Linked DNA regions of Mus musculus: all the other regions are linked to region 1. The links are chromatin loops, found by intact Hi-C in ENCODE. Cell type or tissue: gastrocnemius. All regions are shown on one strand. Links, peaks and the distances in the headings refer to the core of each region. The heading gives the core; the rest is flanking DNA.

What was found. Peaks named below come from ENCODE experiments on the same cell type or tissue, not always from the same donor. Only the 100,000 strongest peaks of a DNase experiment are listed, where the experiment ranks them.
Region 2: a loop joins it to region 1, with 4 times the contacts of the local background. A loop is called at or near these places in 15 of 42 quality-filtered maps.
Region 3: it touches region 1 in a loop (8-fold over the local background); 27 of 42 quality-filtered maps call a loop at or near these places.

Annotation. Positions count from the first base shown.
Region 1 is chr1:132,233,654-132,241,653 of GRCm38, reverse strand. The region is part of intron 4 of Lemd1 (LEM domain containing 1); the gene reads right to left. Among named protein-coding and RNA genes, the nearest start is that of Lemd1, 11 kb to the right of the region's middle. In gastrocnemius, for the core only: a CTCF peak has its summit at 7,880; DNase peaks (open chromatin) are centred at 3,903 and 7,886.
Region 2 is chr1:132,116,461-132,127,496 of GRCm38, reverse strand. Cdk18 (cyclin-dependent kinase 18) reads left to right here. Exons shown (of 16, transcript NM_008795.2): 2 at 5,037-5,185; 3 at 5,381-5,460; 4 at 5,924-6,049; 5 at 7,473-7,529; 6 at 8,283-8,397; 7 at 8,553-8,647; 8 at 8,914-8,976; 9 at 9,624-9,747; 10 at 9,895-10,015; 11 at 10,516-10,613; 12 at 10,796-10,901; 13 at 11,008-11,036. The coding sequence starts at 5,062. Among named protein-coding and RNA genes, the nearest start is that of Cdk18, 18 kb to the left of the region's middle. In gastrocnemius, for the core only: a CTCF peak has its summit at 6,151 (motif pointing left); DNase peaks (open chromatin) are centred at 2,096, 3,700, 5,399 and 6,133.
Region 3 is chr1:132,152,229-132,163,264 of GRCm38, reverse strand. It overlaps Gm30242 (a long non-coding RNA gene), which reads right to left. Exons shown (of 3, transcript XR_387381.4): 2 at 9,940-10,143; 3 at 9,123-9,567. Among named protein-coding and RNA genes, the nearest start is that of Gm30242, 7.2 kb to the right of the region's middle. In gastrocnemius, for the core only: CTCF peaks have their summits at 5,712 (motif pointing left) and 7,314 (motif pointing right); DNase peaks (open chromatin) are centred at 4,249, 5,183, 5,697, 7,323 and 1 more place; H3K27ac peaks cover 686 bases.

The sequences.
Region 1 (8,000 bases), core at 1-8,000:
CATGCACACTCACACATGCACACATGCACACACAATGGCTCTCCTGAGGGTTGAATCTGAACTTTTATCCATACCTGGCAGACCAGCCACCTCAAGGAGTCAGAGAGGTCTGCCAAGACAGAAGGCTTGTATGGGACTGAGAGTCAAGCAGGTAGGTGCTCAGCAGGAGAACTGAGAGCTCCTGGTGTGAGCTTCAAAACCCTAAAACACTGACTAAGTAGCCATCAGCAGCAGGATAGTACAGACACCGCAATTATCTCACCAGGGGTTTGAAGCCGCCATCATAACGTGCTTCATTGAACATGTCCCAGCCAAACAGAAAGACTCTCCACACAGAAACCCAATCTATGGGAAGCAGCCAGGTGTGGACTCTAGAAATTAATTAAAAGAAAAGAAAAAAAAAGCCCCACTAGATGAATCAACGAATTCTAAGACAGAGAAAAAGAAATCACCCAACAACAGAGCAGACCAAGAGACATTAGCTGGGTCCCAGAGTCACAGGGAGCCTAAAGCAAATATCTCACACCCATCCATCCCATCAGAATCCCCGAAAGAGAAGGGTGGAGTGAGCCTGAAAGGAATATTTGAAGAACTAATGGCTGAAAATAATCCAAACTTGATAAAAAGACATCTTGATATAAGAAGCTGAGGGATTCACAGAGGGGAGGTACCTGGATAAATCCAGTTATGAATCATCACGTGATTTCTGCACCAAAGGGCATCACGGAGATCGTGAGGTGGCAGGTTTTAGAATGAGAAAGAACACTCAAGTCATATTCTGAAAAAGACTTACAATATATAAAGAGTTTTGACATCCCAACAACATAAAAAATAAAATCCCCTTTTCAAAATAAGCAAAGGATTTAGAAAAACTGTCTTCCTTTTGAAGAAAGAAAATATTCAGTATTTGGGAGATACTGAAACAGACAAAAAGCCCATGAAGATATATTCAATATCACTAATCATAAGGGAAATCCAAATCAAATGACCTCATCATTAGGAGTACTTATCTTGCATACACAGAGTTGGGCTCAATTCAAAACTAGGCATGGTAGTACATATCTGTAATCCCAGCACTCAGGGATGGAGATGGACCTCCTCACCTATATAGCCAGTAACAGGCCAGTCTTAGCCACTTAAGACTCTATCTTTAAAAACAAGCAAGCAAGCAAGCAAGCAAGCAAACAAACAGATAACAACACAAGAAATGAAGATGGATTAGGTGTGGTAGCACACACCTGCAATAAGCACTCGAGAGGCTGAGGCAGGAAGCTTTCACGAGTTTGAGGACAGCCTGGACTACAGTATGAGACCCTGTCTCTGAAAACAAAACAAACCAACCAGAAACCACAAGGACATTCAAAGGAAAAGAAGAGAGAAGATAGAAAGAAAGGAGACAGATACTATCAACATGCACTGTACATGTGTATGGAAATACCACAATAGAACCCAGGGAATCGGACAATTAATATACATGGGCGATTATAAGATAATATGAACAATAGAGAGGAAAACAACAACAGGTGTTGGCAAAGAAGTGGGGTCATCGGTAGTTTACATGTTACTGGTGGGAACGTGACCTACGGCAGCAGCTCAAGAAAGGAGCTTGGTGACTCCCCTGAGAGTTAAACACACAGCTACCATGTGGCCTAGCGAGTCCTCTGCCAGGTTCCAGTGCACTGCAGTCATGCACTCAAACGCTTGAGCAAGAACATTCATAGCACCACAATTCGCAATACCCCAAACATCAAGACACCCAAATGTCCCTGAAGAGGTGTTGAACAATAAAAGTGTGGCTTATACGTGTAACAGAATATTCCAAGCAAGGTGGTGCTGAGAGAAATGTATGTAACCATGTGGATGAAGCTCAGAAACCCTGTATAAGGTTAAAAAGCATCACACACTGAAGGGTTTAATGTATTTGAAATATCCAGAAGAGACAACACCACGGGAACACAAGGCAGGTGTGTGGCTGAGGAGACTGGGGAGTTCAGACTGCCCTGATTGCCAGCCTTGGGTGTTTTAAGTCTGAAGTTTGTTTTTTCTACCGTAACCATAGGACTGCATGGAGATGGGGTGGGAGGTATTTTAGATCAAGGCATTGGTTCCACATTCTGAGGGCATTAATCGCCTATGAACTGTGTGCTGTGAAGCCTTTGGTTTTGTGTTGAGTTTCATCATAATAAAACATTCCCGTTTGGGGGCTGCGGAGATGCTCTGTGAGTGTCTTGATTACTTTTCTATTGCTGTGATAAGATGCCGTGACCAGGGCAGCTTATAGAACCATTTATTTGGGTCTTATGGTTTAACAGGTTAGAATTCATGACCATCATGGTAGGAAGCATGACAGCAAGCAGGCAGGCAGGCAGGCAGGCAGAGAGGCAGGAAGGCAGGCAAGCAGAAAGAGAGGTAGGAAGGCAGGAAGGCAGGAAGGCAGGCAGGCAGGCAGGCAGGCAGGCAGGCAGGCAAGGCGCTGGAGCAGTTAGCTGAGAGCTACATCTCATTCACAAGGATAAGGTAGAGAAAGACTGGAAATGGCAGGAGCTTTTGAATCCTCAAAGCCTGTCTCCAGTGGCACACTATCCCCAACAAGGCCACATCTCTGGAGCCTTTCCAAACAGTTTCACCAACTGGGGGCATGTATGCAATCATAGGAACCTATGGGGAGACCCATTCAAACCACCACACTAGGCAAAGCGTCAGCCATGCACGCACAAGGTCCGAACTCAGATCCCTAGCATCCATGTAAAAGCCAGGTGCGATGGCTGTCTGTAAGCTTCGCACAGAGGGGGCAGAGAGACAGGCAGATTCATGGGCTCCTGGGCAGCAACTGTAGTCAGATGGTGAGCTCCAGGCTCAAAGAGACCCTGCCTCAAAAAATAAAGCCCAGAGCAACTGAGAAAAACACCCAACATCACCCAACAGCAACTGGCTGGTCACACATCACATTACATCACAAATAAACAAAACTATGTAGCTGGATAAGGACCATATAGACATTCTTTTTGGGAGCTGTCTATAAACTAATTTAAAGTAATTTAAAAACAAAACATTTTTGAAAGGCAAGAGAAGAGTGAAAAGACAAACCAAGGCAACTAAAGGGTATTGCTACATCCATCGCCAAGAAACAACTGATAGCCACAGTATCTAAGTCACACCCATAAACCAATAAGGTAAACAGTCTACTAAAAAAGGCAAGAGACATGAACAGGCATTTCATAAATGTCAAAGTACAAATGAAAAATTAATATAAGAAAAGATGCTCAATCTTATCAGAAATTAACAAGAGAAATTCCATTTACAGTCATGAATAACACGTCCACAGACCACCACCACATGGATAAAAAACTAAATCTAGCTCTGTGTGTGTCTGGTTGTGTGTGTGTGTGTGTGTGTCAGAGAGAGAGAGAGAGAGAGAGAGAGAGAGAGCATGCGCACACACATTTTTAATCCCAGAACTCTTGAGACCAAGAACTCTGGTTCAAGACCAGCCTGGTCTACAGAGCTAGTTCCAGGACAGCCAGGGCTACACAGAGAAACCCTATCCCAAAAAACTAAAAGTTAAATGAAATTAAATCTAGCAATGCTAAATTTCGTTGTTGGCTTGCTTGAGACAAGGTCTCACTATGTAGGTAGCTCTGGCTGTCTTTGAACAGGCCTCATACACCAGGTCATCTCTGCCTCCCAAGAGCTGGATTGATGGCGTGGGCCACCACACCCAGCTTAGTGGAACTCAACTTTTTTACTCTTTGGTTAGGCAAATTCCATCCATTCATTTGCATATTTAGATACATTGACTTGTGATCCGTAGCCTTGGTGTGCAATTGGAAAAACCCACCAATCAAAGGAAAGAGGTCTTTGCTGCCCTGGTAAACACCTGGCCCAAATCCTCCTGCAGTGCCTAAAAACAGACAGCAGGGGGAGCAATTTCATCACGAAGGCCACCTTTCCTCCCCTTCAGTCATTTAATAGAACTGGATGAAGATTGGAAATAGAAATTCTATTCCAGTTTTTCTTCCGGCTTTCTCTGTGTTCGTGGGCCCATCACCTCCTTCCTGTACATTTCCTCATCTATAAGGAGAGCCAAGAAGCTTTTCCAGGGAAGAAATCCCACGATCAATAATCATCTCCAATAAATCATGCCTAGGCTCATGAGTTATGATGAATGGTGTCTACTGCCCATGACGCTGTCCCATGAATGTCCTATGGGAAGGACAGCAGGAAATTCCCTTTGATAAAATGACGATAGATGTATGTTCTCAGGAAGGAAATGATAGTAAAGTCAATCGCTAATTAAGAAAACGCCCCCACAGCCCAATCTTATTGGATTCCAGTTCCCAATTGAGGTTCCCTCTTCTTAGATGACTTTAGCACGGGTCAAGCTGACATAAAACTATCCAGCAACTCTTCCCGAGATCTGTGAGTCATTCTCACAGATTATCAGGTCTATGAGAGGGGTCATAGAAACGGAGATAGCTGGTTCATCAGAAGCACAGCAGAGCCAAGGACTGGGATTGTCACCTACAATGACACGGTTTAGGAGACTGAGCTCTCAACCTGTGGGAGCTGGTGCTAACTGCAGGCAGCTATCAAAATTGAATTGAATTGTCCATTTCTTTCTGGAATATAGGTCTCTCTCACATGCACATGCACACGTGCACGCACTCACACACACACACACACACACACACACACACACACACGCATTTGATATCAAGAATAGTTTGTAATTGAAGTAGGGCATATTAACCCAACAGAATGGAAGCACTGATCTCTAAAACTGACCAGGGCATGAGTTATAGGAAGAAACTGAGGCACCACTGTGCCAGGATGTAGGACACTGAAGAGACCAGAGATCTAGACGTGACAGTTGTTTCTGAATTGGTGGCTGACCAGGAAGCAAAAGGATATTGTTGAAACAGTAGTTGAAGCCTGGTGGGGTCTGTGCTTTGGGGGTGCAATTGGCTCTAGGTGGAGCTCTGGAGCAGGACAGCAGAGCACCTGTCTGAGGGCTGGGGGCTTCTTGTGCAGTTTGCTCTCACGAGGGCTCAGAGACACAACCCAGGGAACAGCAAAACTGATACACAGTAACAACCGCGCCTGGTAAAAGAGCACAGAATTCTCTATACTACCCTTGCCACTATGTACCTGTGAAATTAGTGCAAACTAACTTAATTTTTAAAATGTTCAAAGAAGGGGGCTGGAGAGATGGCTCAGGGGTTAAGAGCACTGACTGCTCTTCCAGAGGTCCTGAGTTCAATTCCCAGAAACCACATGGTGGCTCATAACCATCTTTAACGGGATCTGATGCCCTCTTCTGGTGTGTCTGAAAAGAGCTACAGTGTAATCATATACATTAAATAAATACATCTAAAAAATGTTTAAGCAAACAGAAAAGGATATAGATATAAAGTTTCCTCAAATCCAGGGGGCACATAAGCTTTTCTGGTTGTTATTTTATTTTATTTTATTTTTCTGAGCCAGAGTTCTCCTTATGTAGCTCAGGCTAGCCTGGAACTTGGAGTGCTTCTGCCATAATGTCTTAGGTGCTAGGATTACAGGTATGTGCCACCATGCCTTGCTTATTATACACATGGGGCTTTAAAAGTTCAGCCTGCTTGGTTACATGCAGAAAGCAGCCTTTAATTATGCCTGAATAATTACTTATATAAATATACCTCTGGGCACTCTGGTAAGTCATATTCTGCATCATTCAGAGCCCAGTACTGAAGATCTTATTTCCATTTCCTTATTTTTTTTTCACTAACTATGTTGTTGTGCATTGCAGATAATTAAATAGTGTACTTTTTATAGAACAATCCTACTAACAAAAACAATAGCTTTTACTTGTAGCTAAGTACCTTTTATTAGATGTCATCACTACTCTGTTCCAAGCTACATCCCCAGTCTGATTTATAAGCTTAAACTCAAGCTCCGAGACTCACTACAAGGCAGAGGCTGTCGTTATTAACCCACTTTCGGGTGGTAAGCTCAGACAAAGCAAGGGTGGGGACTTATTGAAGCGAGTGGCAGAGCTGAGATTGAGCCCAGGGTGTCTGTCTCTAGCGCCCATATTTTTGAAGCGCCTTTTTGTGTTTAGAGCACATTTTAAAGGTTTGTTTTGTTTTTTTTTCATAGCTGGGTATGGTGGTTTAGGAAAGGTGGCAAATGAACGGATCCTCCTCCCCACAGGGGGTATGGAGGCTCTGTCAGAGAGAGACAGAGAGAGACAGGGAGAGACAGAGAGAGACAGACAGAAAGACACCCCCACCTCACGCCCACACCCAGGAGCTCCCTGGCTGTCCTCTGGCTTTTACCTACAGCCTCACTCTCAAAGTGAGGCGTGCACACACAAATACTTCAGTCCTGGGAACTGGCCTTAAACCCAGATGACCATGTGTCCTCTTCTGACCTAGACCGTCCTGCCTTATTCTTGTTGTTCCAGTCTCCCTGACTAGTGACTCCCTTTTATTCTTCATCCTTGTTTGGGTGATAAATCACAAGGTACTGTACTCAAATCCCACTTTATACAAGCTGCCAGTGGAGGCTGTTACTTCTCGGTCGACTGTAAATTCCTTTGAAAGAGGAGACAGGGAGCCTGAGTTATAACTACAAACCTAGCTCTCCCCCAGCAGTAGAGAGATGAGCTGTTTCCAGTCCCTGTCAGAGGAACGGCACTGCTGACTTCTACACAGGGACCAGGCTCGCTTGTGCTCTTCACTAGGCATGCGCTAGCTACTGAGCTGCGCCCCAGCCCTGACCTGGCTTTTTTGAGTGGTTTTAATGGCTAAATCAGCAGGCTATGTAAGTGCGTTGACAAAACTACACGCTCACTATGCTAAGAAGGTGTGCAAAGTGTCAGAGTCTGAGTCTCAGGATAGCTGTACTTCACTACAGACCCCTCTAAAGTGAAGGAATGGTTTGAACAAACGCAAACCCCCCCTTCCTAGACATTGACAAGTTTATCTGGTGCCGACCACAGTTCTGAATAGTGGTCCAAATACAAATATCTAAGTAAACATACTCGCTGCCATCTTTACGTGGCGACCCTGACGCTTACATACCTGCACCTCCAGATTTAAAGTGGAGCAGATGTCATGGGGCCCTTTGAAGAGTCCAAACGGCTTATATAAATTCTTCACATTAAAGGAGTCTGTGTCATCACCACTTCCTATTTCATTCTATCACCAGTTGAAAATACCAATGCAGCTTTGTCTCAGGTTTATGTAAAAGCAAGGACTGCAGGCCGCTTCTTCCAAAATGAGGTGTTTTAAGTCTGCAGGTTGCTTTCCCTACTGTATCCATCTCTGTGAGATCTAGACAAAAGGGTTTCTGAGGACCTGGGGTTTCGTGAATAGAAAGGGTTCCTTTAGTGAGCCATTTAGTAGACTTTTTTTTTAATCCTTTTAGAAAATGCCGTGCTTGCTCAGAATCACTTCATCAAATGCGAGCTGTCTTTGAATGGGAGTCGCTATCAGCGTGTTTACCTGGGGTTTCTTTTTGTTTCCTTAAGTTCTTCAGGTAGTTTAAATGCTAGAATCCAGTTGCAACTAACCTATTTGTTGGTAAAACCGTGTGTGATAGGCTTAGCGGAGTACATTTTAGGCTCCTGTCAGACACAGGACCCTTTGAGGGTTCAGCTATCGAAAGAGGTAAGGTATCATTTCAAAGGGATTCATATGAGTGGCCTTTGAAGCATTTCTTACAAAAATCGCAGGATTTTAACAGTGGGAGGAAAAGAAAGCCGGAAATGAGAAGAATGGAGAGAGCTCCGGGCCTGAGAAGCAGCTGCCATGGAGGCTGAGGAGACAAGGTAGGAACTACCAGGTGCATCCACTGGGCGAGGAGGGAGGAAAGCCGTGGGAAGTACGGAGCATCTCCGGAGGGTGGAGCAAGTGAGCGGGTGGGCGTGGCTAAGCCTCTGCTGATAGGACTATGCTAGGTAGGACTGGGAAGTCAGGGGCAAAAACCAATCTGGAAGATTTTGCTATTGTTAAAAA
Region 2 (11,036 bases), core at 1,745-9,744, 120 kb after region 1:
GGAGCCACCCACCATGGGCTGTGCTAATGCTACATGTGTGCTGTCAACTCGGGCTCAGAGGTCATCTGATGCCGAAACTGAACGGCTCCCTCCAACCCCTGGTCTTCCCACCCTAACCCAAGTTACCAGGACTCCTACACCCACCAGGGACTGCTCCGTGCTTCTGACTGCTAGGCCGCATGTCCTTGACTGCTTTCCTACCCCTATATAAAGCCTCCCCTCTCAGCCACGACTTCCCTCCTCTACTGCTGCCATGTTGGGCCCAGTCCTCTGCCTCTCACTTGGGTCTCTACAGGAGCTGCCTGCTGGGGCTGCTTGCCCACGTACAGTCTGTTATTGACACGGAAGTCAGAGAGAGTTCATTCAGTCATCAGTGGGATCTTGCCACTCATCTGCTCCCATCCTCCTGGATGCCGAGATTCTCCACACAGCTTGCTCCGCATTCCCTCTACCCTACTCTGACCCCAGACTCTCTCTCTCTAGCACTCAGGTCTGCCTCAGGTCCTTTGCACCTGCTCTTCTCCCACTGACCTGCCCCCTCCACATTCTACCCTGAGCGTCTGCAGTCTTACCTTCTTAGGGAGCTCTTTTTAATAAGTTTATTTTTTATTTTATATGCATTGGTGTTTTGGCCTGCATGTATGTCTGTGTGGGGTTATCAGAATCCCTAGAACTGGAGTTGTGAGCTGTTATGTTGGTACCGGGAATTGAACTCATGTCCTCTGGAAGGGCGGCCAGTGCTCTAACCACTGGACCATCTCTCCAGCCTCATTTCTAATCACCCTGTTTAAACTCAGACCTCTTCCGCTCTCTGTCCTTCCTACTGGATTCTCCTCTACTGTACCTGTTGGCATCTACAATCCTACCCATTTTACTGGCTGTACATCCATCAAAAGGTACAAGGCGAGGCTGGAGTGAGGCTCAGTGGCAGAATGCCTGCCTACCTGTTGATTGAGGGAGGAAAAATCATTTGCAACCTAGGTCTCAGGGAGGGGACAGGACTGGGGAGGACCTCAGCTAGAAGTGGGGAGCGATGTCACTGTGATGGGCACGACACCCCAGAAATTGCTACCTCAATTTGAGCAGGTCCCTTCTTGTAGTCTGTGGGTGCTAACTATAGCTCTCCATAAACACCATTTTCCTCCTCGCTGGCTCCCTGATGGCCTCAGAGTCTGGCCTTTCTTGTATTCTCATGGTGCACAGTGGCCTAGCAAGGCCTCTCTTTCCCTCAGGCCTGGCTCCTCCTCCCTTCCCCTGTGACACCCTTGTCCCCGGCACCAACAGGAAGTGCTGGCAGCTGCTGTGTGCCTAGGAGATAAGGAGGTTGTACCTGGGCCAGAGGTAGGAGGCAGGTTGGCTAGGGTCTGCCTACCCAGTCTACCGCTCTCTTGAGGGGCCTCCGCTGTGACCTCCCCCATGACACCCTGCTGGGTGGCACCCCTACACCACACTTCTCTTTCCCTGGCACCAGTTGCACGGGACAGACCCAGATGGCTCTTTGGCCTGGGGACAAAGGCCACACTGTGCCTGGCCCTGGGCGGGCCTCAGGCTGGGTCACACTGAGCCTTTCTGTCCCTTTCTGTTGGGGATGAGGGGCAGACAGCACTAAGGTGACAGGCCTTTTTCCTGTCTCCCTTCCCCCTCAGCCCCCAAATCTGAGGAGTTGATTCTCCCAAGGCAACAGTGACAGAGCATCTTGTATCAGAGCATCTTGTGTCTTGAGCTGGGGAAACAACAAACCATTCACTGCCCTGGGTGCCCTGTCACACCCAAGACCCCACTATGTTCAATGCCCTAATTGTCCCCAGCAGAGAGAAGTAGGCACTCTCTGCTCTGGTCACCATTCCTGCTGCCTGTGTTCATGTCACCATCAGGAAGTCTATCCTTACATCTAACCTCCATTCCTCATGCTGTAGTGACAGCCATTTCCTCTTGGCCGCTTCTCCAGCAGAGAGAACAGCTGGTTGCTATTGCTGTGCAGTAGCCCTGCTCTCTGCTCAGGTCAAGCCTTAAGCCTAAGAGCCTGGGTCCCGTTCTGCATTTCCAGCTTTTCCTCTTTGTTCCATCCCCCACTCCGTCCTAGGCCAGCTATTGGCTCTTTGCTCCTAACTGAACCCTAGAGCAGATGGGATTTTGGCTTGGTCCTTGTCTTGAAGAAGTCATCCACCCGGAACAAAAGCCTGGGTGTAAATCATGGCAGCTACTGGGAGATCCCTGAGCCAGAAATCCATCACACAATCCCATAAGCCCACACTATAGGATGACTGTAGGGAGAACTTTTTAAAGACGGCTCTGGTTGTAGAGCTGAAGCCATGAGCAGCCAAGGGCATGTGTCTCCTGCCTCCACTAGAATGGCCTTAGCCATGTGCCCCATGTCCCTTCAGCTATGGTCACACACACACACACACACACACACACACACACACACACACACACACAGTTCCCTTTGGCTTACTCCTAGAGTATAAATATGTTCTCCAGTCAGAGCAGGTCCTCTTTTATGGGACTCCTGCCACAGTATCTGTCTCCTTCTTGTATCCTCTGCAGGTCTGGGGGTTCCCCTCCTAACCCAGATGACAGTTTGGAAGAATGAGCTGACAGTTAGCCCTCACCTGAACCCCAGATCCTGCCAACCATGTCTCTACATGCCGGCTATTGGAGACACTGTCTTAAAAATATATCTTCTGCCTGTCTTGGAGGGATAAGCCTGTAATCGTAGCCCTGGAGAGATTGAGGCAGGAAGACTGGAAATTCAAAGCTAGCCAGGGCTACATCAAAATACCCATTGCCAAAGGAGAACGGGCTGGCACCATGGATCTGTGGCCGAGGGTGTCTGCTGTGCTTCCAGAGGACCTGAGTCCCCTGCCTAGAGTCCATACCAGACATCTCACTGATGCCTGTAACTCCAGTTCCAGAGGATCCACCTCCCCTTTCTGGCCCCCAGGGGTACCTGCATGCATGTGACATATATATATATATATACACATACACACACACACACACACAGGTATACTTACAAACACATATACATATATTTTTTAAAAATCTTAATAGTGAGGAGAAGGTGGCATTTTCCTCGCAAGGCCCTAGGTTCAGTCCCAAGCGTTAATCCCAGGCCCCAGTTCCAGAAGCTGGTGGTTTGGATTTTTTTTTCTGATGTTTCTGGTCATTCTGCCATTCAGCACACCTGGACAACAATGGACATGTACCCAGAGTGATCGCTGTCCTCCGGTCTTGCTGGGAATGAGAGTTACCAGGCAGGGTGTGACAAGTCTTCTTGTCACTGAGCCCATCTGTCTTCGTTGCCTCCTTAGAGCCTCTATGGGTCCTTTCAGCTAGATGCCACAGATAGGGCAGATAGCAATGTGGCTGTCTTCTGGGAGCTTTCTCCCAGAGTTCTGCAGAGAGCAGGCTGAGGCTGTTAGAAGAAATGAAAAGAGTAGGAACCCAGGTAGGCAAGACAAGGAAGTTGGGGAGAGCCCGCAGCAGAGTGCCATCGTTAACCGGAGTTCCTTGGGAACAGGGGTCTTGGTTAGTTACTGTAACCTCGTGTCTGGCACCGTGCTGTAATCAGGAGATGCTCCATCAGCCGTGTGCTGAACTGACTTGGACTGCAGGCTGCTCAGCAGAGGAGGGCTCAGCTGGCAGGGCAGATCAGAGCCTTCTGCTTGGAAAGGCCCAGGCCTGGGTCAGGAGAGCCTGAGGGCCCAGCTCAGTGGTGGTAGGGGCAGCCTGGAGCGTGGAGTGCCAGGGAGCGGACCTTTTCAAAGCTCATAGAGGATGGAGGATATGATCGTTAGGCAAAGCAAACATGTTACTGACCCATAATCCTTTAAACCAGGAGGATTCAGGAGGGGCCTGGTTGCCTTGGCAACTGGGTGCTAGCCAGCCGCAGGCCTGAGCATCCTCCAGAAGTGGCTTATAAGTAGGCCCAGGGAGGAGTGCAGGTGGCCCCTCCTAAACAGCCTTCCTAGTGCCTTCCTGGCTAGGATGGGGAGGTCAAAGGGTTATGTAGCCTCTGGTTTCTGAAGCCCCACTGTAGGTGAAGGCTTTGTGGGGCCCAGCAGGATGGAGATATGGTTGTGAGAGAGCCTATGAAGCAGGTGGAGGGATGAGCCTATAGGAAAAGCACGGTGGTTCATGCCTTTAATCCCAGCATTCAGGAGGCTGAGGCAAGTGGATCTCTCTAAGTTCTAAGCCAGCCTGGTCTAAATAATGAGTTCCAAACCAGGCAGAGATACGCAGTGAGACAATCTCAGAATAGAGCTAGAGGAGAAGGAGTGGAGGGAGGGACGGAGGGAGAGAAAGAGGAGAGAGAGAGAGAGAGAGAGAGAGAGAGAGAGAGAGAGAGAGAAGAACAAAGGGTCTACCTGTGGAAAACAGCATGCAGAGGGCCATAGAACAGGGCACCTTCTGCCCCACTGTGTCCTCAGCCCAGGGAATCCAGGCCTGCTCAAAGGACTGAAGCAACAGAGGGCCCAGCAGCGCAGGTTTCCCCTTTCCTGGGCTGGCTGAGTTTCCCACGCTGTCCCTGACTTGCACATTGCATCTGGAGCAGAGGTAGAGCTGGGCCATGCATTTACTGTCCTTTGATCTTCTTCCTAAGGATCCAGGATGAGCCAGAGAGGGGATGTGTTCTGGTATCAGTAAAAGGGATCATGGAGTTTGCAACCTGCTGACAGGTGGCCAGCAGCCACCAGCCAGTTAGGCTCCTTCAGAAAGAGCAGAGATGGCCCGAGGGCCATGCAGTTCAGATAACCTGCCCCAGAGATGTCTAGACCTCCTGCCCCTGGAGGTTGAATGTCTGAAGTGGCCCCTTGCAAACCTGTAGCTATAGCCATTGATGCTGTGATGCAGGGGAGGGAATGTTCATAGTCAGAAGATAGCCGAGACTCACTGGAGAAAGGAACAGGGTTAGAGCCTGCAATCACGGAGCTGTGGCTCTGGTCTGAGTGACCTAAGCATGCCCCGTGCAGAGCCTGGCTCCCATGGGTCCAGACTGTCCACATTGCCCTCTTCTCTCCTCTCTGTCCCAGGACCCATCTTGGACCCCTGCTGATCATGAACAAGATGAAGAACTTCAAGCGAAGGCTTTCCCTGTCCGTGCCCCGCCCAGAGACCATTGAGGAGTCGTTGGCTGAGTTCACTGAGCAGTTCAACCAACTCCACACTCAGACGAATGAGGGTGAGGGTCAGGCCACCTAGCTCTTTTCCACCCAGGCTCCCTGTGACCCTGATGACTAGCTGACATTGGGAAGAAGGGGTGGGGGTGCTCTGGGCTGTTCACATACTCTGGGTGGGAGGTAGGGACTGACACTTGTCCCACTCAGACATGCCACTCAGTCTTGTGGGCTGTCATCAGGCGCTTTCTCCCCCACAGATGGCACAGATGAGCCTGAGCAGCTGTCTCCTGGCATGCAGTATCAACAACGGCAGAACCAGCGCCGATTCTCCATGGAGGTGAGGGTGCCCCTCCCGGGCTCCATGGGTCACACACGTCCACAGCAGTAAATTTAGCAGGGTGGTTGCTGTAGAGCCTGCCACTGGGGGGCTCAAACTGGTGCAGCTTATGGTGGGGGTTCAGTGAGAATATATGTCAAGTGCTAAAACATTCTTGGTTAGACAATTGACTGTTTTTATAGCCCACATACCCGTGCCAAGAATAGAAAAAAAAAAAAAAAACTGTGCTTACAAAATTACATTGTGATGGCATGAGATTTATTTATGTTCTACTGTGGCCCAGAGAGGGGAAGAAACCTTCTAAAGGTCACACAGTAATCCTTGCAGGTTCATAAATGTACGCCCCTCAGGTAACTGTGAGCCTGAGGCTTAGCCTTCCTTATATGGACAGATAGATCCAGAATGAGAGGCAAGGACCTTCTGGGGCCAACATGATGTTCCCATCCCATCTCTGCCACCTCAGGACCTCAACAAGAGGCTCTCTCTGCCCATGGACATCCGCCTACCCCAGGAATTCCTGCAGAAGCTACAGCTGGAGAACCCAGGGCTGCCCAAGCCTCTCACCCGCATGTCCCGCCGTGCCTCCCTGGTGAGTCTAAGGGTGTGAGACACCAGTATGGCCTTCTTTGTGCCAGCTGAAGCCTACAGTGGTTTCCAGAAAGATTCCTATGCCTCTGGCGCCACCTGCTGGCCCCCTGAGGGTTTTAATAAGCGGTCTCTCTAAGTCAATGCATGAAGCCAAGTAGCCCCCAAATCCCCTGGGAACCCCAGGGTCTCCCTAGTTAAGGCCACTAAATCAGTGCTGGGACTCATGTCTGTACTCCCAGGATTCCTTGGGAGGCTGTTGCAGGAGTGTTAAGAATTCAAGGCTTGAGCTGGAGAGATGGCTCAGCGGTTAGGGGCACTGACTGCACTTCTAGAGGTACTGAGTTCAAATCCCAGCAACCACATGGTGGCTCACAACCATCTGTTAAGAATTCAAGGTTTACCTGGGCTATGTAATTCCTGGCTAGCCTAGGGTACGCTGTAAGACAGCCTCAAACAAATAAAACAAACAAAACAAAACCAGGAGTATCTGGATAGGGTTCAGGTTGTGTTTCACTATGCAGAGATGTGGTTCAAGGTTCTCCCTGGCCTCACCATCATGGACATAAGCATGGTCACCCCCAAAATAGCCACTGTGTGCGTCCACAAGTTCACTGGTGGGAACAAGGTCTAGAGAGCAGCTAGACTTCCTTACCAGTGATCTTTGATGGAGAGAGATAGGCAGTCGATACTCTGTGTCCAGCGCCTTGAAGAAAATTGATGAGGGAAACATTTTCCTGACTAATGAGAAAAAACAAACAAACAAACTCACACCTCCCCAAAGGAGGGAAACCCCCCAGCTATGGTCATCTCTTCCTGCCAGAAGGCCACACAGTATATTATATAGCACATATATGTTATATAATGCTTGATAAAAATGAAAGACCTCCCAAATAAAACAAAACAACAAACAAAAAGCCAACCACAAAGAAACAAAAGACTCACCGACACCCCCACCTCACCCCCAGACTTTAGGTCCCAGCTGCCCGTTAGGAGCGTCTAGCTCTGGCAAGTGGGTCTCAGCTCTATCTTATTACGACGACGCGTCTTATCCTGAGCTAGACGAGATGAACTGATGACTAGGGAACTGGGCTCTGAAGTGGACCCCCACATAGTAGAGAGTGACAGAGGAGCTAGCAACCTGAGCAAGAGAGCCCGGCAGGCAGGCAGGTAGGCGGCGGGCGGACAGGCCGGGCAGCTCAGTGTACTCATATCCGACTCTCGGAAGAGGGGCCCCCATTTCCAGAGGATCTTCAGCATTCACAAGGATGAAGGGAGAGGAGAAAAAGGAGGGTTTGAAGCTGTCCTTGCTTGAGATGTTAGCCTTGGTTCCTCTCTGTACAATGGGGGTGTCTCACTTCCTTCACTTTGACTAGGAAGGTCTGCTGGGGCTTTGAATCTCACCGTCCCCTGTGTCTCCTTCCCAGTCAGATATCGGCTTTGGGAAACTGGAAACATATGTGAAACTGGACAAACTGGGGGAGGTAAGAGACCAACATTGCTCTCTCTGGCAGCAGGTAGGATGGTTTTGACTCTGTTCTGCCCCCCCCCCCCCCATGCCTCCTGGTTCATGGAGTCACACTACTTGCCCAAGCAGCCTGCCTAGCTTCCAGAGCTGGTGTTAGATGCCCTATGCCCTGCTCTTGAAGACAGAGGTCTCTGCACAGGATCTAGTCTTTCTCCCCCCTTTCAAATAGCTATGGTTTGGATTTGAATCCTATGTCTTCCACTTGCTTGCTCCATGACCTTAGCGTGTCCTGTGCTCGCTCTCTCTCTCTTCATGCCTCAGTTTCATTCTCTGTCAAAGGATGAAAATAACTACTGTTGGGGGTATGGAAGGGTACCAGGAGAAGCTTATGTACGGTTCTTAGTGCCTGGCACACAGCAAGGACACTGTTATTAAACTGCTTTGGTGTCCTGTGTCAGGGTTGGTGGCCTGGAGGGGGTATAGGTTTATGAGACAGAAAAGTGGCTACATCACCATAATCTAAGAGCAAGGCAGAGTTATGCTAAGAGAGAGGCCGCAACATGGGAACAGAGGGACAAACGCAGTCCGTTCCAGCCGGGGACTCGATAGGGACACTTTAAGAGAAAGCAGACTTTGGAGCAAACAGAATCTGAACAGAGGGCACCCAGCTTGCTTGAATCCTAGCCCAAGCTAGGATGTAAGAGGTGGGGCTGGGAGGGAGAGTGTGAGCAGGATGATCTGGGGCTGACCAGGGATTCCCCTGTCGCAGGGTACCTATGCCACCGTCTTCAAGGGACGCAGCAAGCTGACAGAGAACCTCGTGGCCCTGAAGGAGATCCGGCTGGAGCATGAGGAAGGGGCGCCCTGCACTGCTATTCGAGAGGGTACAATGTCCGGGTCTGCACCCCAGGCCTCTGGGACAAGGGGCTCAGCAGCCTGCACCTGGTGGGAGCCTGGGTGGAGGGCCATTGCTGGCCCCAGGAAGGGATAGTGGGAGGTACTGGTGGGCCTGGGGACCCAAGTGGTCCTGTCTCCCCAGTGTCTCTGCTGAAGGACCTGAAACACGCCAATATTGTGACCCTGCATGACCTCATTCACACAGATCGGTCCCTCACCCTGGTGTTTGAGTACCTGGTGAGCTGGACTGGGGCTCACCCCTGAGGGTGGGTGAAGTGGGGTGGGGAGGAGAGAGAGTGAGGGAGTGGGAGGGATGGGCTGAGGGAAGGACCCAAGCCTTTGTTTGCCAATTAAGTTCTCATGCGGAAGTGGGCCAAGGATTCAGGGCCAGGGTACTGTGCCACCAGCAGGCATGGGCCCAGACAGGACAGGGCTTCCTTTCAGCCTGAGCCTGGACCACCAGCCAGGCAGAGGACAGGCCTGAACCTGTCTGTCTGTTCCAGGACAGTGACCTGAAACAGTACCTAGACCACTGTGGGAACCTCATGAACATGCACAATGTCAAGGTGAGGGGCCTGCCTGCAGAGACCTTCCCATGACAGCCATCTGCCATAGAACCCAGTTTAGGACGCTTCCTTTGTCACCGACTGCTGAGGTCACTCGGGAGCCTCAAATGCAGGGAAGAGGAAAGGGTCAGTGTAGAGGCCATCTGAGCACCCCAGCCAAGAACACAGACTTACCATCCTCTTCTGTCTAGCTGTGGATACAGAGCCCTCTCTAACTGAATACCAAGCCTGAGTTTACCTGCCAGAGGGAAGAGAGGCTTCTGAGAAGCTGTGTGTGTGTGTGTGTGTGTGTGTGTGTGTGTGTGTGTGTGTGTGGCCAGTTCTGGTACCTAAAGACCAAGCACATACATCCCCACCTATGGGACCCTTACTCTGCTCTCCCACCTCACGTCTTAGGGACTGCTCCAGCCTCTTCTCACTCACGGCCTCCTCTCCATCCCTGAACTCTGCCCCCATATGCGATTCTCTGGTGTCTACAGGTCCTCGGGTGGCCTACAGGGTGGGCCTTCAGGGTGGGCGACAGAATTGGGGAGCCTTCCTAGAGACTTGTTCTGGTCCCCGTTCCTCTCCAGCCTGAGACAGAGGCGTAGGGTCTCCCACGTGGGACCTAGTCCCACTAAGCTGCTCATTCTTGCTCTCTCGGCCAGATATTCATGTTCCAGCTGCTCCGGGGTCTGGCCTACTGCCACCACCGCAAGATCCTGCACCGGGACCTGAAGCCCCAGAACCTACTCATCAATGAGAGGGGCGAGCTGAAGCTGGCCGACTTTGGTGAGGCTGATGCCAGGGTCAGGTTGGCAGGAGGGTCTGACCCCTGGGTTACACGGCCTCTTCAGTGTGCAGGAATGCTGGGGGATGTCTGAGTATAGGACCCTTTAGGACCCTTTAGCGGAGGTCTAGTAACATGTCTGTTCCTAGGCCTGGCCCGGGCCAAATCAGTGCCTACAAAGACCTATTCCAATGAGGTGGTGACCCTCTGGTACAGGCCCCCAGATGTGCTGCTGGGATCCACAGAGTACTCCACCCCCATTGACATGTGGTGAGTGAGCTGCAGACAGGAGTGAACCAGGCCATCCGTACCCTTAGGCTTCACGTCTCCCTGATGTGCTGCTGTTAGCAAATGAAGTCTGAAATATATCAGGTTCTCCAAGCTTATAGAGCCTCTAACGCTATAATTCTGAGGTGGTTCCCAGGGGGGTGGAGGTGGGAATTACCAGAGGGTAGATGGATGAGGCCTCCCCTGGAACATCTTGGAAGGGGACATACTATTTTATTGTTAAAATGTACGATTTGGTGTAAAATGAAAACCAACTCAACTTTAAAGTCAGCACAGGTGTCTGGCCGAGCCCAGGGCTCCTCGGAGACTGAGAGTATTGAATCTTTTCCTGCCTAGCAGTTAAGGGGACGCAGGCCTCACAAAGGGGGTCCGTAGTGGGGGTTGGTTTTACAAGCCTTTCAAGCCCCATTGGACCCCTCACATAGCAGCCTTAGGAGGCGTGCCTGCTCTTCCTGGCCTCAGTGTTGCCCTTACTTCCGCAGGGGCGTGGGCTGCATCCTCTATGAGATGGCCACCGGCAAGCCCCTCTTCCCGGGCTCTACTGTCAAGGAGGAGTTGCACCTCATCTTCCGTCTCCTAGGTTAGTTTCTTTCTGTACGCTCCACCTCGTCACCAGGGGGCGCTAGAACTCTGTCTACCCAGAAGCACCGAGGTGGGGGGCCTGCTAGCTTTGACTACTCTGCTTTCTTCTTCAATGTTGCTCCCTCTCCATATCGGCCTCGGCCCTTCACTTATACTTCTTACCCGGTCCCACGTCTCTAGGGACACCTACAGAAGAGTCGTGGCCGGGTGTGACGTCCATCTCTGAGTTTCGAGCCTACAACTTCCCCCGATACCTACCACAGCCACTGCTCAGCCACGCCCCCAGGTAGTCCCTTGCCAGGCCCCTTGCTCCCCACTGTGATCTCCCTCCCAGAGGCTCGGGTCCCCAGCCTGCCCCTGGCTGTGCCTGTGCCAGCACCTCCTCCTTGCAGGTTGGATACTGAAGGCATCAACCTCCTGA
Region 3 (11,036 bases), core at 1,319-9,318, 80 kb after region 1:
ATCTCCTGACTGCTTCTCAATGCTGAAATTCAAGTTCCCAATGCTGGCTTCAGAGTCATGCAGTAGTCTGGTGTTTCTACGACTCAATAACTGTTACTGGCTCTCCTCCCCTCTCCTTCCATACTCTTCTACTTGTTTTCTGGGATCACTCCTTAAATAACATTCTACAAAGAAAACTTTACTTCGGCAAGGGCACACTGATGCATTCTGTAATCCCAGTGCTAGGAAGATGAAGGCAGGGGATGGAGAGTTCCAGGGCAGCCTGGGAGATGGAGCAAGGCCTTTTCTCAAAAACAAGACTTAAAATAAACCCCAAACAAACTGGTTAATTAAGAAAACCTTGGCGGGGATTTGGGGGCTGGAGAGATGGCTCAGCGGTTAAGAGCACTGACTGCTCTTCCGAAGGTCCTAAATTCAAATCCCACCAACCACGTGGTGACTCACAACCATCCGTAACGAGATCTGGCGCCCTCTTCTGGAGTGTCTGAAGACGGCTACAGTATACTTATAATAAATAAATGAATGTTAAAAAGGAAGGAAGGAAGGAAGGAAGGAAGGAAGGAAGGAAGGAAGGAAGGAAGGAAAACCTTATCTGGGCAGTGGTAGCGCATGCTTTTAATCCCAGCACTTGGGAGACAGAGAGGCAGGAAGATTTCTGAGTTTGAGGCCAGCCTGGTCTACAGAGTGAGTTCCAGGACAGCCAGGGCTACACAGAGAAAACCCTGTCTCAAAAACTCAAAATAGATAAATAGATATGTAGGTAGATGGATAGATAGTTAGATGGATGAAAGATGGATAGGTGGGTAGATAGATGATAGATAGGTCTATAGATAGATAAGGAATGGACGCCGTTTGGCAATTTCTTTAAAATGTAAGACGTGGAGTTAGCCTATGACCCAGCACTTCCACTCCCATGGAAAACACATGTTTAAACAAGCAGTTGCACACACATGGTCACTGGAGTAGAATGTGTAATAATCAAAATGTAGAAATGATGTCCATGAGTTTATACATTAATACAGGGTAACAAAATGAACAAAGGGTGCATGCTCGAGCAAGCCGCTCCTGTGAGTCTCTGCCTCTTGGGGTCCTTTGGTCCAATCCACAGTTCCAGCTATTGTGGTTACAGGCTGAGAGAAGAAAACAGAGGTTTAGCCTTAGCTGTTTTCTAAGCAGGTATGGGCAGGTATGAGCAGGAGAACAACTGCCCTCACTTGAAATCAAACACTCCGTATCTTTCTTGACCATTCACAAAGAAACCCCTCCGATCCTTCCTGTATCCTGCTTTATCTTTTTTTGTTGTTGTTGTTTTGTTTTGTTTTCTTTTCTTTTTTAGGTTCTGGAGTTGACCTCAGGACTCAAGGCCTCACACATAACTAGACAAGAAGAAACCTAGTTTTCAACTTACTCAGAACACAGTCCCCATGAGACTGTGCTATTATCCTCCCAGGAGGTGCACCAGGAGCCCCTGCCCTACCCGAGCTTACCCAAGGATCTCTTGAGCTTCCAGACCCGAGAGCAGGCAGCCTCTTTGTGCTCCAGGAAGCCAAGAAGCACAGTGTGACTGGAGACTGAGCCCTGAGCCAGCTGGGACACTGAAGGGCCTCTCCACTTCCCTGCCTCTCAGGGGGCCGGCTCTGCAGCACTCCATATTCTGCCCTCAAGGCACAACCACCCTCTTTTCTTTATTGTGGCAACTACCAGGTGTACCCTGTCTTTCCTGAAGCCTCAGAATTCCTAAGGTAGCCTTTTTTGGTACTTAACTGGCAGGCTGCCCTCCTCCGAGAAGGGCCATGCGGATTGTCCCTTTTCTGTCCCAGGTCCAGAAGCTCGGTGGTGGGCCAGTCAATCCTCTAGGCTGGCTCCACTCTCCTTCCTGGAACACCTGCTTCAGAGGATACACCTACCCTGCCCTTCCCTGCCAGATGGCCTGGCATTGCCCTTGCCAGCTCCCTGTGACTTGCAGAGGACCCCTGCCCACTCCTGGAGAGCCAGGGTGCAATGACTTCAGCCAACACTTATACTGATCGTTTAAAGTCATTCAACAAGTATTTCGGGCCAGCCTGCTCTGAGCGAAGTTCCATGCCACTCCCTGGGGCATGAAGAAGATTGAAGACATCAAACTATATCCTAATGCTCTAGAGCCTTGAGACAGGAAGACAAGACTCACAGCATGCAATGTAGCAAAAGCAAGTGCAGGTCCCATTAAACAGAGCTAGTTACCCACAGGCAGGCTCTACTGGGCAATACCGCAGCTCAGAGAGGTTAGGAGGTTTGTCCACGGTCACATAGTTAGTAAAGGGTGGAAGTGGTATTAAAATGCAGGCTGTCCAGCTTCTGGGCCAAGGTTTATAAAATGTTTGATCTGTACTAGGTGAACACAGGGGAGAGGCACAGAGGCAGAGGTTGCAGCTGCTTGGGGGCAACTGGGCAACGCTGGATCTTGGGTTTTGCTTTTCAGATACCTTGAGCAGCTTGATCCTGGCTCTGGACTCTTAGAGCCGGAGCGGCCTGGCAGCCTCACCACGCTACCTTAAGTTAAATCTTGCAGGTCAGGATTGAGCCTTGTCACAGGATGACTACAGAGACAGTCTTAGGCAATGATATCACCACTGAGTGGCAAACAGCCTGCTGTCCTACTCCATTAGGATGTGCACAGTGCAGCTTCCTTCCCTGACACTTGTCCCTCATGACATTTACATGGCGGGGGGGGGGGTGTCAGTGCAGAGGGAGTATTATCCAATATTCTCTTTCTTGCACCTGCTGCCATACCCAGCTCCCCAAATAATGACGCAATAAAATTAGTGCGTGAGGCTAGGAATGAATCTCTGGAGATGTTTGCCTAGCAAGCAGGGGGTTGTGGGCTCCATTGTCAGAAGGGACTGATTATGGTGGCCATGGTAACATAAACATTACTGGGCTGTTCATGGCACAAAAGTGTGAGGATGTTGAGTTGGGATTCCTAGCGCTCGAATGAAAGGCAGGGCACGGCCACCCAGAAGAGAGAGACAGGCAGATCCTACGGGCTTGCTACCAGGGTAGAGAAAAGAATGCCCAAAGTTGATGCCTGGTGTCTCCATGTTCATGGCACACCAGCACACATATGTGCACACACATTCACATATGCACAAAGTTTCTGAAGGATGGGTTAGATGAGGGAAAAGCATGAATGAATGAATCATAGCCCTGCCCCCCACCCCAACTAGTCTAGCAGACATCACCCGTCTCTGGGCTCCTGGCTTGTGTGGCTTAGCTTTAGTTCTGGCTCTAATACCAGCTCAGAAAACACTGTTACATCACGGTGGGAACAGTCCCAAGGATCTCAGGACCCTCTCATGGCCAAAGGAAAATCAGAGCCAGAGCCTCTGGCCACACCAGATTGGCGTTCCTTTCCTTTTGCCCCATCCCACTGCTGGCTGCTCTGCTCAGAAGCCCCAAGGGGAACCTGGAGGCCATGGTGTATAATCCCTTTTTGCTTGGTCCTCACTGCATCCTCAGTGCCCTAAGCAGTGGAGCAGGTACAGAGAGGTGGTGCTCCGATGCTGCAAGCATCCCTGGACTGTAGCTCACAGATCCCTTAGTGCTTGCAAGCACTGTGGTTGCAAGCTGCACTTGCAAGATCCCCTAATGGCTGCAAGGGCAGACAAGACTGAGAACTCTGGGGACCTGGGTCTGAGGCACACAATCTTAGGGGGTGAGGGGAGAGCAAGAAGAATGCAGAGGCCACTGACCAGGGAAGCAGGGCACCATGATGGGGCCAGTAGTATGCAGTGAGCAGAGGAAGGAGACAGAACATGCTGGTCCATAGAGGGAGGAGTGACAGGGGAGGGAGGAAGAAGAGGACTGAGCACAGAGCAAGGAGGAAGCAGGAGAGGTAGTGAAGCTGGAGCTAGGAACGCACACATAGAAAAGCCCGGTATTCCTCCCAGCAGGTCTGAGACCTATTTTGTCAAGTTCTGATTTTGCTAATGAGGAACAGCAACTAATGAGACTCGCTTTCTCTAGATATGAAGTGGGCTTGCCCAGCTATGAATCTGCAGGGTGGGTTTGAACCTAAGGCGTCTGGCTTTAGCACCTAACCCCACAGTGTGCTACCTAGGCAGGCAGAAGGCAAAGGACAGAATCCCTTTAGCCTGCCATCCCCCAGGGACAGGAGCAGTCAGGGGAGACAGGAGGCCTTTGCTGAGAGCAAGGCAAGGGGAGCTGCTGGGGTGGATTTGAGAAAACTGAGAGGTAAACTTGGCAAACTGTGGAGCTGGCAGGGACTGCTGAGCTGGGAAGAGGGAGGGGCGAGGGGGAATTTGCCTGTTCCTGGCAGGGTGCTTAGAGGAGGGTGTGTCACCAGCCAGGCAGGCTGCAGGAACAGAGAAAGGTCTTCAGGAGGTCACTGGGTTCAGCCTGGGACATTATTACCCTGTAGGTCACCCAGATAATAGAGATGCTACCTCATGCTCCCCGGTACCTCCCTCCCTGTCTCATTCTCCTCCCCCACCCCCATCCCCATCCCCTGTTCCTTCACAGCAGAACCACCATTTCTTGAAGAACCCTGAATTTCCCAGACCCTCTGCTCCTGGTGTGGCGTCCTCCCTCCCCGCCCTCCTGCAACATGTGTCTCCTCTGGAGGAGCAAGATAGACCCTCCACCAAATTCCTGCCAGCCCCTGAGCTCTTCAGAGGCTCTTCAGAGTAAAGATGTTGCTTTCCAAGGTTTTCTCTGATACTGTGGGATGCATTCTCTTCCATGTAACAAGATCATGGAGTGAGACTCTAGCCCCAGAGTGAACATGCGGCAGGCTGAAGGAGATTCCGTGGGGATCTGCAACAGGAGTTGCAAAGCAGCCAACCGACAAGTCCCATGTTGGTGCTTGGATAGGGGAAGCTGGGAATGTGGAGTCTGGGGTGGAGGGGTGTGGGGGATGTGACAGGCAGCACTTTGAACTGAGAGAGTTTTCCTCTGAGAACAAATAGCCTAGACTCTCCTGACTGGCTCGCCATCCTGTATGGCAAAGAGCCCACAGGGCCCAGAACATCACAGCCCCGCAGTGGGCGCCCTTGTTTCAGTGAGGTGTTTCAGTATACTCTGAGCTAAAGTGGCTGGTTCCTGGAGCTGTTCTCTCTACTTTCCTTACCTGTCAGGCCATGCCAGGCATCTACCTGTGGGGAAGCCCCGCTGCCTTGCAGCGGTGTGTTCTCAGCAGTCAGGCACTACACCACAATGCCGAGCTGTCTAGAAGAGCCTACTCCTCATGGCAGCTGTGTGCCCTGGTGCCTGCTACCTCTGGAACTGCACCTTCTGGCCTGCCTCCCTCTTGCCGATCTCCCTCGCCCAACAGGTCATCCTCAGGATCCCTACAGCCCTATCAACAAGGATGGGTTGGTGGGAGGGAGGCAGGATATTCTCTGAAGAGAGAATGGAGTTAGATTTATGCCAAACGGTCCGGTGTTGGGGTGTGAGTAAAGCGTCCTTTATATGATATAGACCTGTGCAGGGACCATTTACCTTCATGGTTCCCGTCAGTCTGTTCTGCAAGGCAGAAACAGAGAAAAGGCAAGAAGGAGACCTGCCTCGACGCAGTGGGAAGCTCTGCATTAGCCTGGTCCTTGGCAGGCTGTGAGCTGATCAAAGGGCACGGTTGTAAACAGCAGGGGAGGGCATCTCTTCCCAGGTCGGGAATCCTGCAGACCTCCGAGCAGCCAGCAGGGCCTTCCTGCCCTCTAGTGGCCGAGCCTGGAAGTACATTCACCTCACAAGCCGCTGAGCTGCTGGTATCTTTCAGAAGTGTCAACAAACCTTCAAGGTCTGCCATTATCTTTCCCTGTGCTGATAGAGATCTTAAGAGTTAGAGGTATATACTTGCCTTCGTAGTGGTGGATCAGGCTGTGGGAAACAGGACTGGGAAGATTCGGGTTCTTAAGTGGGGAATGTTTTTATTGTGGCAGAATCTAGGAAGGCTCTTGGAGAGGCCACTGCTCCTGTGTCCCCACCTCCATCAGAAGCTCAAGGTCCCCCTTCTTTCCAGGGCCCACCACCCTTTTCTTCTAGGGTAAAGGACTGCAAGCTTTGAGGTCAGGGGACAAATAATAAATGCTCTAAACCTGTGAGCCCTGTGTTGGAACTACCCACCTCTGTCCACCGGTGTAGCAGGAATTAGTCAAGGACAAAGCCTAACGGCATGGCTGTGTGCCAATAAAACTTTATTAACTGACGTTGAAATTGGAGCCTCGTATTATTTCAGTCATTACAAAAAAAATTATCTCTTATACCTTTTTTTTTTTTTTTTTGGTTTTTCGAGACAGGGTTTCTCTGTATAACCCTGGCTGTCCTGGAACTCACTTTGTAGACCAGGCTGGCCTTGAACTCAGAAATCCGCCTGCCTCTGCCTCCTGAGTGCTGGGATTAAAGGCGTGCACCACCATGCCCGGCTTCTTATATCTTTTTCAAGCATTTTTTTTTAAATGAAAAACTTTGTCCAGAGCCGTGAGTTCTGTTAAGTATCTGATAAAGCTGTTGCATCCTGTGTCACTCCAGGGACCCCTGAACCAAACAGAGATGGAAGTGAGAGCCCAAGGTTTTTGGAGCGGCTGAGCACTTAGAACCCAAAGAAAAAGTGTAACTGCTCTTAGCTTGCAGGCGAACAAAAACCTGGAAGCTGGGTGAAACCCCCAAACTTTGCTCTAAGATGTGGGAGTCTCCACCAAATTCATTCATGTTCAGCTCCTGTCTGACTGCTCCTTTTCAGTCCCTTTTCGTTGTTCTGTTTCTTCGTGGTCCTGCCCACCACTCTGTCTTCTCTTCGTGGGACCTAATTCATTTCTAGTTTCCACTCTTGGGAGCCTCAGGCCACACCTCAGCCGTAGAGCCTGTGCCCAACTACTCCGAAAACCTTGGGCTCTCACCTCCATCTCTGTTTGGTTTAGGGGTCTCTGGAGCGACACAGGATGCTAGAGAAAGCAACAGTTTTATCACCTCTCTGGTTTGGATCTTAACCCTGCTTCACCACCAGTCTGAGCAGGGTCTGTATCATTTCCCTCTGGGGAACTCTGGGTGTGATAAATATGCAGCCCCCTGGCCAAGTCTACACTCAGAAGCATGCTACTTGACGGTGTGTGTGGGGGGGGAGTTATGGGGTGCTGAAGGGGTAGAGCCTTTTGCACTGGGATTTACCAACCTGGATCTCAGAAGAGAAGGAGGCTTGGGAGTCAAATAGTCCTATGACACCAGAAATGGTCCCATAGCTAAGGAGAAAGGATGACGTCACATAGAGAAAACTCTAAAAAAATGCCCCAAGACCGATCTTACTCTCTACAACCAGCAGGTGGCAGCAGAGGCCATGGAGCAGCGTTCTCCGGGCCTGAGAAGGGATGCTGTTGTTTACTTCCTATTCGGGCAACTGTGTCCTACAAGGCAGGAAAGGGGACACTAAGTCAGAAGGAAGTGGTTGTTCTAGTGCTTTTCAACTAAAAACTTACTGGATAGGATCAATTGGTATATGGATGAGAACACTGAGGTAGAATCTCAAAGCCGCAATCCTTGGCTCCCCTCCCCCACCCCCCCAAACACACACACACATCCAGGTCCCTGGGTCCAAATCTCAAATGGATGGGCTACTAGCTATGGAGCCTTGTGTTCACGTTTCAGTCTTAGAGACAGAGCCAGGCATAGTGGAGCATGTGGGTGACCCCAACGCTAGGGAGATTGAAGAAGCAGGAGGATTTTGAGTTTATAGGCCAGCCTGAGAATTTCTAATTAATTAACTAATTATGAAATATATGGATATGTCTGATATATGAACAATTGAATATATATATGGACAATGCTGATTATTGGTATTTAGTCTAAGCTCCACCCCCACGGTTACCTGACTCATTATAAAAGGGGCTCTGCTTGTCCCCTCCTCTCTCTCTTGCTCTTTTTTTTCTTAAAGATTTATTTACTTATTATTATGTCTAAGTACACTATAGCTGTCTTCAGACACACCAGAAAGGCCATCAGATCCTATTACAGATGGTTGTGAGCCATGATGTGGTTGCTGGGATTTGAACTCAGGACCTTGGGAAAAGCAGTCAGTGCTCTTAAACGCTGAGCCATCTCTCCAGCCCTCTCTCTTGCTCTCTCTTGCTTTGCTCTCGCTCCTTACCCTCTTTCCCCACTCCCCTCTCTCTCCATGTGCTCATGACCGACCTCTGCTCCTCTTCTTCTCTTCTCTTCTCGTCTCTCTTCTCTCTCTCTCTCTCTCTCTCTCTCTCTCTCTCTCTCTCTCTCTCTCTGCCTTTCTCTCAACTCCCCTCTCTATGTCCTGAATAAACTCTATTCTATACTATAGTGTGGCGTGGCTGGTCCCTCGGGGTGAAGGGATGCCTCAGCATGGGCTCGCAGAAGAACCCCTTCCCCCCCCCCCTTCCCACACTTCCACCAAACATATCCCTGGTTTCTTTCTTTTTATAAAATACAACACTGGTGGCATTAGCTCATGGGATTGAGAAGTGGGTAAACATGAAAGTATCTGACACTTGGAGAATGCTTAGAAACATTTAAAACAATTAATTTTTTCCACTTTTTTTGTTGTTGTTGGTTTTTGGTTTTTGTTTTTCGAGACAGGGTTTCTCTGTGTAGCCCTGGCTGTCCTGGAACTCACTCTGTAGACCAGGCTGGCCTCGAACTCAGAAATCCACCTGCCTCTGCCTCCCAAGTGCTGGGATTAAAAACATGTGCCACCACCGCCCGGCTGAGAAAGTCTCAGTTGCCCAAGCTGATCTTGGAACTCATTTTATAGCTCGGCAGGCCTTGAACTTGTGACTTTCCTGCCTTGCACCACCAGGTCCAGCATAAGATGATTATCTTTGCCAGGCAGTGGTGGCACACGCCTTTAATCCCAGCACTTAGGAGGCAGAGGCAAGTGGATTTCTGAGTTTGAGGCCAGCCTGGTCTACAGAGTGAGTTCTAGGACAGCCAGGGCTACAACAGAGAAACCCTGTCTCAAAAAAAAAAAAAAAAAAAAAAAAAAAAAAAAAGACTATCTTTTAGGATCATTCCTGAATGGGAGCTTTCAGGTCCCTCATTCCCAGGATCTAAGCCTGGGACTCACCTAAGTGCAGAAGCAGCAGTGTTGCATGCCAGGAGCCTTGAGTTTTGGATAGTGAGGTGGGGTGGTTGGGATAAGGCCGGTGCCTGGCTGGGGTCAGCTCCCCCTCCACCAGCCTCCCCCTCCCAGCACCAGCCTGTTTGAGACCCTTAGGGATGCTCTTTGATCTTACTCCTTCCTAATTCTGTGCCTTGGAGCTAGAAGCTGCCCCCAGGTCTCCTGACCCACGTGCTGCTTTCCAACAGCATCAGATATTCAGACAAGCAAAAAGGACGCGGAGCTTGCTCTGGCCCGAGGAGAGGCTCGATATAGCTCGGAGAGTGGTGACTTCCTGCTCAAGAATTTCCTATCTTGGAGTCCTGAGATTCTCTCTGCCTGACTTTGCAGATTCTCCGGAGGCAACTTGTTCATCTGTCTCCTCTCTCAGCCCTCACAGTGGGTGGCACCAGGAAAAGGGAAAGCTGGCGTTCCAGTGTCCCCTAGACCTAGAAAATTGGTTAAAAAGGAAAGTGGCCCAGTCCCATTCCCCATCCCCACTCTAGCCCTTCCCACCACCATCCCATCCCCCACCCCCACCCTGGTCCTCGGGGCAGTCAGGGTGTTCGGCTTCTCCAGAATAAGGAGGCCAGACTGCCAAATTAGCATCTGCAGGAACCCCTGGGAGCAGAAATCTAAAAACAACTAAACGACAACCGAGGAGGTCAGAGGCCTGGAGCAGTAAAAATCGAGAAAGGCGGTGGTAGGCTAGCCTCCCGTGCGCAGGCCTGCAAACTGGTTCCCGACCTGATGCTTCAGCTCCTCTGTCTGCCCTTCCAGGAGCCCTTGCCACAGTCCCCTGGGACCCGCAGACTGCTCACTCTGAAAGGCGCTTGATCCCTAATCAAGCGGGTGGCATTTGGGGAGATCCTTCTTGATGGCCAGGTACCAGGACTCGAGCTTTGGGTGAAGTCCCTCTCCTTGGATGCATCACTCTGCAGAGTCCAGATGGCCAAAGGCAGATGCACTTCTGTTTGACTCTGATTTCTTATAAGAGCCGGAAGTATGCTGGAGGAGGGCAGAGCCTGTGTTTCGGGGCATCACAAGAGGGAGAGATGGAGCTTTGGTTCCAGCTGGACACCATAATCCTTCTAGGTCCAGGGAACTGAACCCAAAGTGAGACCCAGGATGAGCTATGTCCTGTGGGGGAGACACAGGAAAGAGAAAGCGCAGGGACTTTTGTCCAGTGGTCTGAAGAATTTAGTCAGACGCTGGGGTTAGTCCCAGCACTCAGGAGCCAGAGGCTGGCAGATCTCTGAGTTTGAGACCAGCCTGGTCTAAAGAGTGAGTTCCTGGACAGCCACACACAAGGCCAGTGGAAGATGCTTGGTGTCTTCTATCGACCTCCACCTTATTCCTTTGTTTGTTTGTTTGTTTGTTTGTTTGTTTGTTTGTTTGTTTGTTTTTTGAGACAGGGTTTCTCTGTGTAGCCCTGGCTGTCCTGGAACTTACTCTGTGGACCAGGCTGGCCTTGAACTCAGAAATCCATCTGCCTCCCAAGAGCTGGTATTAAAGGTGTGCACCACCACCACCTTATTCCTTTGAGACAGTGTCTCTCACTGAAATCCAGAGCTAGCCAGAATGCCTGAGGGAATCTCCCTTGTCTCTGCCCCACCCCAACCTCCCCACCCCCCACCCCCGCACTAGGGTTAGAGGCATGTGTGTGCACAGTTACACTACTTTCACTGTAGGTGCTGGGAATTCAGGTCCTCGTGGCTGCACAGCTGTGAGCCATGTCCCCAGTCCATGCTAGACGTTTCATAAACAATATTTCATTGAACTTCCACACAACCCTAGAAGTAGTCAGATCACTTTTTTTTTTTTTTTTTTTTTTTTTTTTTTTTTTTTTTTTATGAAAAGCAGACTTTGGAGAAATCAACCCCACTGCCAAGGCCACAGGAGTCCCGAGAGCATCTAA